Regions from separate parts of the Homo sapiens genome. Here region 2 is linked to region 1. A link is an interaction called in ENCODE POLR2A ChIA-PET data of the cell type or tissue named here. Cell type or tissue: HepG2. All regions are shown on one strand. Links, peaks and the distances in the headings refer to the core of each region. The heading gives the core; the rest is flanking DNA. Region 1 has its middle 23 kb from the start of SIX4. Region 2 overlaps MNAT1 (MNAT1 component of CDK activating kinase).

Region 1 (5,390 bases), core at 135-5,134:
AGATCTTTCACCTCCTTGGTTAAGTATATTCCTAGGTATTTTATTTGGTTTGTAGGTACTATAAAAGTAATTGAGTTCTTGATTTGATTCTCAGTTCAGTCATTGTTGATGTATAGCAGTGCTGCTGATTTGTGTACATTGATTTTGTGACCTGAGACTACCGAATTCATTTATCAGATGCAGTAGTCTTTTAGAAGAGTTTTCTAGGTATAAGATTGTATCATTGGCAAACAGAGATAGTTTGACTTCTTCTTTTTCAATTTGATTGCTCTCTGTTTCTTTTTCTTGTCTGATTGCTCTGGCTAAGACTTCCTTTAAAAAAAGTTAGAGACAGCATCTCACTATGCTGTCTAGTTGTTCAGGCTGGTTTCAAACTCCTGGCCTCAAATGATCCTCCCACCTCAGCCTCTGAAAGTACAGGGATTACAGGTGTGAGCCACCGCCCCTGGCCTAAATTTTATTCTTAATTTCTTCCTTCACCCATTTGTTGCTCAGGAGCATGTTGTTTAATTTCCATGTATTTGTATAGTTTCTAATGTTCCTCTTGTTACTGATGTCTAATTTTATTCCATTGTGATCAAATAAGATACCTGATATGCTTTTGATGTTTAAACATTTTATAAGGCCAGGTGCAGTGGCTCACTCACCTGTAATCCCAGCACTTTGGGAGGCCAAGACAGGAGGGCTGCTTGAGCTCAGGAGTTTGAGACCAGCCTGGGCAACATCATGAAACCCCGTCTCTACAAAAGATACAAAAACTAGCCAGGCATGGTGGCGCAAGCTACTCAGTCCAAGCTACTCAGGTAGCTACTCATGGTAGTCCAAGCTACTCAGGAGGCTGAGGCAGGAGGATCACTTGAGCCTAGGAGGTGGAGATTGCAGGGAGCTGAGATCATGCCCACTGCACTCCAGCCTGGGTGAAAGAGCAAGACCCTGTCTCCAAAAAAAAAAAAGAAGTTTCTTTTTGGAGACTTGTTTTATTTCCTAATGTAAGTCAATCTGTGAGAATGTTCCATGGCTGATGAAAAGAATGCATATTGTGTAGCTGTTGAGTTAAATATTCTGTAAATGCCTATTAGGTCTCTGATCTATGGTACAGTTTTTTTTTTTTTGTTTTAAATTTATTTTTCTATTTGAGACATGGTCTCACTCTGTCACCCAGGCTGGAGGACAGGGACATGATTATGGCTCACTTCAGCCTCAAGTTCCTGGGCTCAAGTGATTCTCCTACCTCAGTCTCCTGAGTAGCTGCTGCTTCTACAGGTGTGCTCCACCATGCCCAGCTAATTTTCTTTCTTTCTTTTCTTTTTCTTTCTTTTTTTTTTTTTTTTTGAGATAGAGTCTTGCCCTGTTGCCCAGGCTGGAGTTCAACGGCACGTTATTGGCTCACTGTAACTTCTGCCTCCCAGGTTCAAGTGATTCTCCTGCCTCAGCCTCCTGAGTAGCTGATTACAGGCACGTGCCGCCACACCCAGCTAATTTTTTGTATCTTTAGTAGAGACACCATGTTAGCTAGGCTGGTCTCAAACTCCTGACCTCATGATCTGCCTGCCTCAGCCTCCCAAAGTGCTGAGATTACAGGCGTGAGCCACCATGCTTGGGCTAATTTTCTTTTTTTTTTTTTTTTTTTTTAATGTGGTGACGGGGTCTCACCATGTGGCTCAGTCTGGTCTCAAACTCCTGGGCTTAGGTGATCCTCCCACCTTGGCCTCCCAAAGTGCTGGGATTACAAGCTTGATCCTAGGTAAGAGCCGTTGCACTTGGCTTATGATGCAGCTTAAATTCAATGTTTCTTTGTTGATAATCTGTCTAGATGATCTGTCCAGTGCTGAGAGGGGGGTGTTGAAGTCCCCAACTATTATTGTATTGGGGTCCATCTGTACCTTTAGATCTAATGATATTCACTTTATATATTTGGGTGCTTCAGTGTTAGATGCATATATATTTACAATTGTTATATTCTCTTACTGCATGATTCCCATTATGATTATATAATGTGCTTCTTTGTCTTTTTTTTTTTTTTTTTTACAGTTTTCAACTTGAAATCCCTTTTGTCTGACATAAAGATAGCTACGCTGCTCACTTTTGGTTTCTGTTTGTATGGAATATCCTTTTCCCATTCCTTCATTTTCAGTCTATGTGTATCTTTACAGATGAGCTAAGTTTCTGGTAAGGAGCATATAGTTGAGTCTTGTCTTTTCATCTATTTAGCCAGTCTATATATTTTAAATGGGAAATTTAATCCATTTACATTCACAGTTACTATTGATAGGTGAAGATTTATTCCTGTCATTTGATTGATTGTTTTCTGATTGTTTGATATGTTCTTTATTTCTTTCTTTATCTTTTATTATTTACTGAAAAAGTTTTCAGTTCGGTGGTTTTCTATAGTGATACATTTTTTTTTCTCCTTTGTGTATCAGCTCTATAAGTGAGTTTTGTAGTTTTGCATGTTTTCATGATGGTGATTGTCCTCTTTTCATTTCCAGATGTAAGTCTCCCTTGAGCATTTCTTGTAAGGGCAGTCTACTGGTGATGAATTCCCTCAGTTTTTCCTTGTCTGTGAAAGATTTTACTTCTCCTTTATTGCTGAAGGATAGCTTTGCTTAGTATACTATTCTTGGTTGACAGTTTTTTCTTTGAGTAGTTCGAATATATCACTCTATTCTCTTTTGGCCTGTAAGATTTCTGGCCAGGCGCAGTGGCTCACACCTGTAATCCCAGCACTTTGGGAGACCGAGGTGGGCAGACCACCTGAGGTCAGGAGTTCAAGACCAGCCTGGCCAACATAGTGAAGCCCATCTCTACTAAAAATACAAAAATTAGCCAGGCGTGGTGGCGGAGCCTGTGATCCCAGCTACTTGGGAGGCTGAGGTGGGAGAATCGCTCAGACCAGGAGGTGGAGGTTGCAGTGAGCCAAGATTGCGCCTTTGCACCCCAGCCTGGGTGACAGAATGAGATTCTGTCTCAAAAAAAAAAAAAGAAAGAAAAGAAAAGAAATAGAAAAGAAAAAAGATTTCTGCTGAGAAATTCATTGTTAATCTAATGGGATTTCCCTTATATGTGACTTAATACTTTTGTCTTGCTGCTTTTAAAATTCTTTTGTTGTCTTTGACTTGTGACAATTTGATTATAATTTGCCTCAGAGAGAACCTGTTGGTTGAATCTATTTGGGATTCTTTGCACTTCCTCAACCTGAATATCCATCTCTCTCCCCAGACTTGGGAGATTTTCTGCTATTATTTCATTAAATATATCTTCCTCACCTTTCCCTTCTCTTCTTCTGGAATGTCCATAAGATGAGTATTTGTTTGCTTAATGGTGTCCCATAAATCCAGCAGGCTTTCTTCATTATTTTCCTCCCTCCTTCCCTCCCTCCCTCCCTCCATTCCTTCCTTCCTTCCTTCCCCCTTTCCTTCCTTCCTTCCTTCTTTCCTTCCTTCCTTCTTTCCTCCCTTCCTTCTTTCCTTCCTTCCCCCTTTCCTTCCTTCCTTCCTTCCTTCTTTCCTTCCTTCCCCTTTTCCTTCCTTTCTTCCCCTTCCTTCCTTCCCTCTTTCCTTCCTTCACTCTTTCCCTCTTTCCTTCCTTTCCTTTCCTTTTTTTTTATTTCAAAAGAGCTGTCTTCAAGTCCAGAAATTCTTTCTTCTGCTTGTTCTAGTCTGATGTTGAAGCCCTTGGCTGTATTTTTATTTCATTCACTGAATTCATTAGCTTTAAGATTTCTGTTTGTTTGTTTTAAATATCCATCTCATTTTAAATTTGTCACTAGAATAATGAATTGTTTTTCTTGATATCATTGAATTATCTGTCTGTATTCCCTTGTATCTCACTGAGTTTCCTTATGATTGTTATTTTGAATTCTTTTCTGGCATTTTCGTACATTTTCTTAGGGTTGAGGTCTGTTACTGGTGAATTATGATTTTTCCTTTGGAGGTAACATATTTCCTTGTTTTTCATGTGTCCCTACATTGATTTTTTTTTTTTTTTTGAGATGGAGTTTCACTCTTGTTGCCCAGGCTGGAGTGCAATGGTGTGATCTCGGCTCACTGCAACCTCTGCCTCCCAGGTTCAAGCAATTCTCCTGCCTCAGCCTTCCGAGTAGCTGGGATTACAGGCATGCGCCACCATGCCTGGCTAATTTTGTATTTTTAGTAGAGACGCGGTTTCTCTATGTTGGTCAGGTTGGTCTCGAACTCCCGACCTCAGGTGATCCACTGGCCTTGGCCTCCCAAAGTTCTGAGATTACAGGCGTGAGCCACCACGACTGGCCCAGGAGTTTCTTTAGCACAGTTTTGCTCCTGTCATACAGAAGCTTGCATCCAAATCAGAGGCCCGGTTTTTTGTTTATGTACAAATGCATTGGCATTGACAAGATTTGGGCTTCATCAGGTTAGCACCCAAGAGCTCAAAGATCCACTGAATGTTGCCAGATTCTGTACATCAGTGAAAATGTTTGGGGAAAATATGTGGCTTATGTTTACCCAGACCTCTGGGAAGTATGCATGTAAGGTAATATGATCATCAGGTATTTGAGGCAATGTGATCAGATTTAGGATAGTGTATCAAAGATTGCGCTTAACTATTTCCTTTTCCTCATAATAATTACTTTGATTTACAGATGTATCTAACAGTTTTCATGGAGAAATCCAACTAAGAAAGACTGAAAAGAGGTCTATCAGTATGAATTAATTAATCATTTTGAATTACAGAAATAAATTAAAAGGTAGTTTTATCTTGGCACGGTGGTTCTTGCCTGTAATCCCAACACTTTAGGAGGCTGAGGCAGAAGGATTGCTTGAGGCCAGGAGTTCAACACCAGTGGGTCAACATAGTAAGACCCTATCTCTTAAAAAAAAAATTAGCCAGATGTGGTGGCGCACACCTGTGGGGATTGCTACAGTGAACTGTGATTATGCCACTGCACTGCAACAGGGTGAGACTCTGTCTTTAAAAAAAAAAAAGAAAGAAAAGGCAGTTTCATTTATAGGGCATATAATAACTTAGAAAATATTTCCATGGGCCGGGCACAGTGGCTCACACCTGTAATCCCAGCACTTTGGGAGGCCAAGGCAGGTGGATCACTTGAGGTTGGGAGTTTGAGACCAGCTTGACCAGCATGGAGAAACCCCATCTCTACTAAAAATACAAAATTAGCTGGGCATGGTGGCGCATGCCTGTAATCCCAGCACTTTGGGAGGCCGAAGCAGGCGGATCACGAGTTCAGGAGATAGAGACCATCCTGGCCAACATGCTAACACCCCCGTCTCTATTAAAAATACAAAAAATTAGCCAGGCATGGTAGTGCATGCCTGTAATCTCAGCTACTGGGGAGGCTGAGGCAGGAGTATCACTTGAACCGGGCAGTCAGAGGTTGCAGTGAGCCAAGATCA
Region 2 (5,390 bases), core at 182-5,181, 88 kb after region 1:
TAATGGATGCTTGATAAATATTGACCTAGAAGAAATAGTTTAAAAAATGAATTATATATATTTTTTCATGGCCTCTTAAAAATAGTAGAAAAGTACAAACTGTTGTGGATATGAAGAGTGAAATAATGAAAATAAACCCAGTGTTAAACTCTAAGAAATAGAAACAAAATATAATTAAGAAAAATTGAATAAAATAAATAATAGAAAAGTAGAAATTAGTAAATTGGAAAACACACAAAAAATTGTGAAATTCAAGTTTCTTTATAGTGATTCTTTAAAAGGGCCTTTATACAACTTAGACAAACATGTAGCATTTCTAATCAAGAGAAAGAGGTAGAAAAACAAAATAAGAAGTGAAGAGAGAGCTAGAACAATAGTAACAGTGGAAAATTTAAAAAATATTTTAGTACTAATAAATGAGAAAATCTTAATGGCTTGGGTAGTTTGGGGAACACTTAAATTATGATTGCATTCCTTTGAGTTCATTTGTTCATTATAAGCAATCTTTTATTGGTCACATGTAACAGTGGTTCTCAGACTTTTTGGTGTTAGTAACTTTTATAATTTTAAAAGTTATTGATGACCCTCAAGACCTCTTATTTATGAAAGTTATATCTGTTAACATTTATCATATTAGGAATTAAAATTTGGAAACTTTGAAATGTTCATTTATTCATCAAAAATTATAAACCTATTACATGTTACCACAATGTATTTTTATGAAACATAACTATATTTTCCAAAACAAAAAAATTTTGTGAGATGAGTAGCATTGTTTTACATTTTTGCAAATCTTTTAAAAATGCTTGGCTTAAGAGAAGAAAACTAGATTCTCACATCTGCTTCTGTGTTGAGTCTGTTGTATGTTTTGGTTGAAATAAATGAAGACTATCTGGCATCTATAGATACCTATTTGGAAAAGGGATAAGCATTTTAATAATAGCCTTTTCAGGTAATTGCTGACATTGTTTTTGGACATACTTAGTTACATGTATTTTTAACTCCTTTGAATCATGGTGGAAGTAAAGACATACCTTATTTAGTGCAGTGGCATTAATGGAAATCAGAGTATTAGTTGAATTTGCCCTTCCTTTCCCCGAAGTAGAATTATAGTAAAGGTCTGTATGCAAATGCTAGCTTGGTTTAGTGGGACATCGTTCTTTCAAGTCTCCAAAGTCCTGAATGCTCCTGTGGCCATGGTGCTTTCCCTTATTACTCGTATGCAGACATACCTCAGACATATTGCTGGTTTGGTTTCTGACCACCACAGTAAAGCAAATATCATAATACAACAAATAGCACAATAAAGTGACTAGCACAATAAAGTGTGTCACACAAACTTTTTGATTTCTTAGTGTGTATGAAAGTTATGTTTACACTATACTGTAGTATATTAAGTGTACAATATCAATATGACTAAAAAACAGTGTGCATACCTTAATTAAAATATACTTTACTGCTAAAAATTGCTAACAATCATCTGAGCCTTCGAAAGTGACTATAATCTTTGTGCTAGTAGAAGGTCTTGCCCAGATGTTGATGGCTCCTGACTGATCAGGATGGTGATTGCTGAAGGTTGGGGTGGCCTTGGTGATTTCTTAAAATGAGACAACAATGAAGTTCGTTGCATTTATTGACTCTTCCTTTCATGAAAGATTTCCCTGGAGCATGTGATGCTGTTTGATAACATTTACTTACTGGAAAATTCCTCGCAAAATTGGAATCAATTCTCAAACCTTGCCACAGCTTTATCAACTAACTGTATATGTTATTTCTGAATCTCTTGTCATTTCAACAGTGTTCACAGCATCTTCACCAGGAGTAGATTCCATATCAAGAATCATCCCTAAGAAGCCCAAACTCCTCATTTGTTCAAGTTTGATCATGAGATTGCAGCAATTCAGTCACATCTTCAGGCTCCACTTCTAATTCTAGTTCTCTCGCTGTTTCTGCCATATCTGCAGTTATTTTCTCCACTGAAGTCAGACCCTGAAAGTCATCTGTGAGGATTGGAATCAACTTCTTCCAAATGCCTTTTAATGTTAATATTTTTTATCTTTTCACATGAATCACACATGTTCTTAATGGCATCTAGAATGGTGAATCCTTTCAAAAAGGTTTTGAATTTGCTTTGCCCAGATCTATCAGAGGAATCATTGTCTGTAGCAGCTACAGCATTATGACATGTATTACTTAAATAACAAGACTTCAATGTCAGAATTACTCCTTGACCCATGGGCTTTTGAATGGATGTTGTGTTAGCAGGCATGAAAACAACATTCATGTCCTTGCACATATCCATCAGAGGTCTTAGGTGACCAGATTCATTGTCAATGGGCAGTAACATTTTGGAAGGAATCTTTTTTTCCGAGCAATAGGTCTCAACAGTGGGTTCAAATATTAAGCAAACCATGCTGTAAATAGATGCGCCATCATTCAGGCTTTATTCTTCCATTTATAGAGCACAGGCAGTATAGATTTAGCATAATATTTAAGGGCTTTATGATTTTTCAAAATGACAAATGAACATTGGTTTCAATTTAGTCATCAGCTGCACTATCTCCTGAAAAGACACCCTTGCCTTTGAAGCTTTGAAACCAGGCATTGGCTTCTCCTCTGTAGCTATGGAAGTCCTAGACGGCATCTTCCAATAGAAGGATGTTTCATCTGCATTGAAAAGTCTGTTTTTCAGTGTAGCCACCTTCATCATTATCTTAGATAGATATTATGGATAACTTGCTGAAGCCTCCATATCAGCACTTGCTGCTTCACCTTGCACTTTTATGTTATGGAAACAGCATCTTTCCTTGAATTTCATGAACCAACCTCTGCTAGCTTCAGACTTTTCTTCTGCAACTTCCTCACCTTTCTCAACCTTTATAGGATTGAAGAGAGTTAGGTATTAGGATCTGGATTAGGTTTTGGTTTAAGGGAATGTTGTGGCTGGTTTGATCTTTTATCCAGACCACTGAAACTTTCTCTGTATAAATGATAAGACTGTTTTGCTTTCTTAACATTGTGTGTCATTGGCGCAGTGCTTTTAATTTCCTTCGAGGACTTTTCCTTTGCATTCATGACTTGGCTAACTGGTGCAGTTGGCCTAGCTTTTGGGCTATCTCAGCTTATGATACACCCTCCTCAGGAAGCTTGGTCATTTCTGTCTTTTGATTTAAAGTGAGAAACCTGTGATTGTTTTTTTCACCTGAACACCTAAGAGTCCATTGTAGGGTTATTAATTGGCCTAATTTAAATATTGTTGTGTCTCAAGGAATGGGAGGTCTGAGAAGAGGGAGAGAGTTGGAGGAACAGTCAGTTGGTGAAGCAGTTGGAGTACATACAACATTTATTAAGTTTGCTGTCTTATATGGGTGCTTTTCATGGTGCCCTGAAACAATTAAAATGGTAACACCAAAGATCACTGATCACATAACACCATGTCAGATATAACGATAATGAAAATGTTTGAAATATTGTGAGAATTACCAAAATGTGAAACAGAGACGTGAAGTAAGCATATGCTGTTGGAAAAATGGTGCCGATAGACTCATTCCATGGCAGCGTTGCCACAAATCTTGAATTTGTAAAAAATGAAATATCTGCAAAGCCCAATAAGGCAATTCGCAATAAAATGAGGCATGCCTGTAATTGTCAGTTCTCCCAGTCTGCAGTATTATTTCTGAAGCCCTTCATAAAGTTAGACAGACTTTTCCCTCCAATTTCTAGCTTTTACCTTGTTTCCTCAACCATATCCCTGAAGGGGCTTTGAGCCTCTAATGTCTTAAATCTTAACATCCAGCACTATCACATGCACACCCTTTTTAGCTATCAGGATGAAACTGTTCATCAGTGGCAGAAAGAATGGCTACAGAATAGTCCACATATTTCAGAAAATGTTCTTGGCTTAGAGCATTTGGAATATGATGTGTTATTAACACATGCTGGCTAGGAGTATGTAGTATAATTTGTTGAGCTGTTGCTCATTGGCTGAAAGCTTACGATAGTATTCAAAGTATGCTTTTGTAATAGAGTTACTTTTTCTTTCTTTTTTTTTCTATTTTCACCATAGTATATGAATGTTTATGCACAAAGTTGGTGTATCTGACACAGACAGAAGAATATTGGTTTTGAGTATGTTGAGTTTGAGGTAACTTGTGGGATATCAAAGAGTAATTGTGCAATGGGCAGTGTGTAATAGGAATTTAGGAGAGATTTTTAGGCTAGAAATAGATACTTAGGATGATTATTTTCATAGGTCATTGTAAAAATTGTAAGAATAAGATAGAAGGAGAAAGTGTAGAGTATGAAGAGGACTGTAAAAGGGAAATAAATCTTGGGACCCCCAAAATCACTAAGCTAAAGGGAAAAGTCAAGCTGGGAACTGCTTAGTGCAAACCTGCCTCCCATTCTATTGAAAGTCATTCCTCTGAGGCTCATCTGAGACAAATGAATCTCTGATTGCTTCCTCTGCCCTATTGTTTATGTAAAAATGCAGATTCACTGAGCCAGACTAAATTGTGTATTCAGTGGAAGGCTGATCAAGGACTCAAAATAATCCAACCTTTTGTCTCTCATCTACTTCTAACCTGGAAGCCCCCACTTCGACTTGTCCCACCTTACTGGACCAAACCGATGTACATCTTACACATATTGATTATTAATATAAAATGTATGTCATGATTATCAATATAAAATGTATAAAAGCAAGCTGTACTCGACCACTTTGGGAACATGTCATCAGGACCTCCTGAGGGTGTGTCCTTAACTTTGGCAAAATAAACTTCCTAAATTGACTGAGTCCTGTCTCAGAAATATGGGATTCACAGGGTAATGGTGAATTCTTACTAGTTATATGATTTTAAGCCAGTTATTTGACTTCTCCATGCTTAGTGCCCTCATCTATGTAGTAAGGAAAATAATATCTACATCATATCGCAAAAGCCCTAATTAATGTTATTTTCTTTCTATGTTCCTTCATATATTTCCAACCTCTTTCTAGAAAATATTTATAGTGTTATTCCATAAAGGATTTAAATTTGGCTTAGGAGTTTTCTGGCAAAGGGGCAAAAAGGAAAACTGGATAGATTCCATGGTCCTTGCTGTCTGTCAGGAGGATACAAACCCATTTTTTTGAAAGTGAGTTTTTCTGGCACAGCTTTATTTAATTATTAACTCTTTCCTTTTCCCTTGAGTACAAATATTTGTTTTTACACAGCTCCGTTTTTCTGGCTCAGAATGGACTTAAATATACTATTTGAATTTGTACCTTATATTATTTGCTTGTTAGTTGAAAATTGCTATGCTAAATGATAATAGCCAACAGAAGATTGATTAGACATTAATTTTGAGTTCTAAGATAATGAAAAAATGGGTAAACATGCTTTTTTAAATTT

The links. Peaks named below come from ENCODE experiments on the same cell type or tissue, not always from the same donor. Only the 100,000 strongest peaks of a DNase experiment are listed, where the experiment ranks them.
Region 2: POLR2A ChIA-PET joins it to region 1 with 5 read pairs; 3 of 35 experiments call an interaction of 5 or more read pairs at or near these places.

Annotation. Positions count from the first base shown.
Region 1 is chr14:60,698,179-60,703,568 of GRCh38, forward strand. No RefSeq gene overlaps it. Among named protein-coding and RNA genes, the nearest start is that of SIX4, 23 kb to the right of the region's middle. In HepG2, for the core only: no CTCF peak of the experiment used is centred there; no DNase peak of the experiment used is centred there.
Region 2 is chr14:60,785,909-60,791,298 of GRCh38, forward strand. All of the region lies in intron 1 of MNAT1 (MNAT1 component of CDK activating kinase), which reads left to right. Among named protein-coding and RNA genes, the nearest start is that of MNAT1, 54 kb to the left of the region's middle. RefSeq lists an enhancer at 4,174-4,703. In HepG2, for the core only: no CTCF peak of the experiment used is centred there; a DNase peak (open chromatin) is centred at 2,223.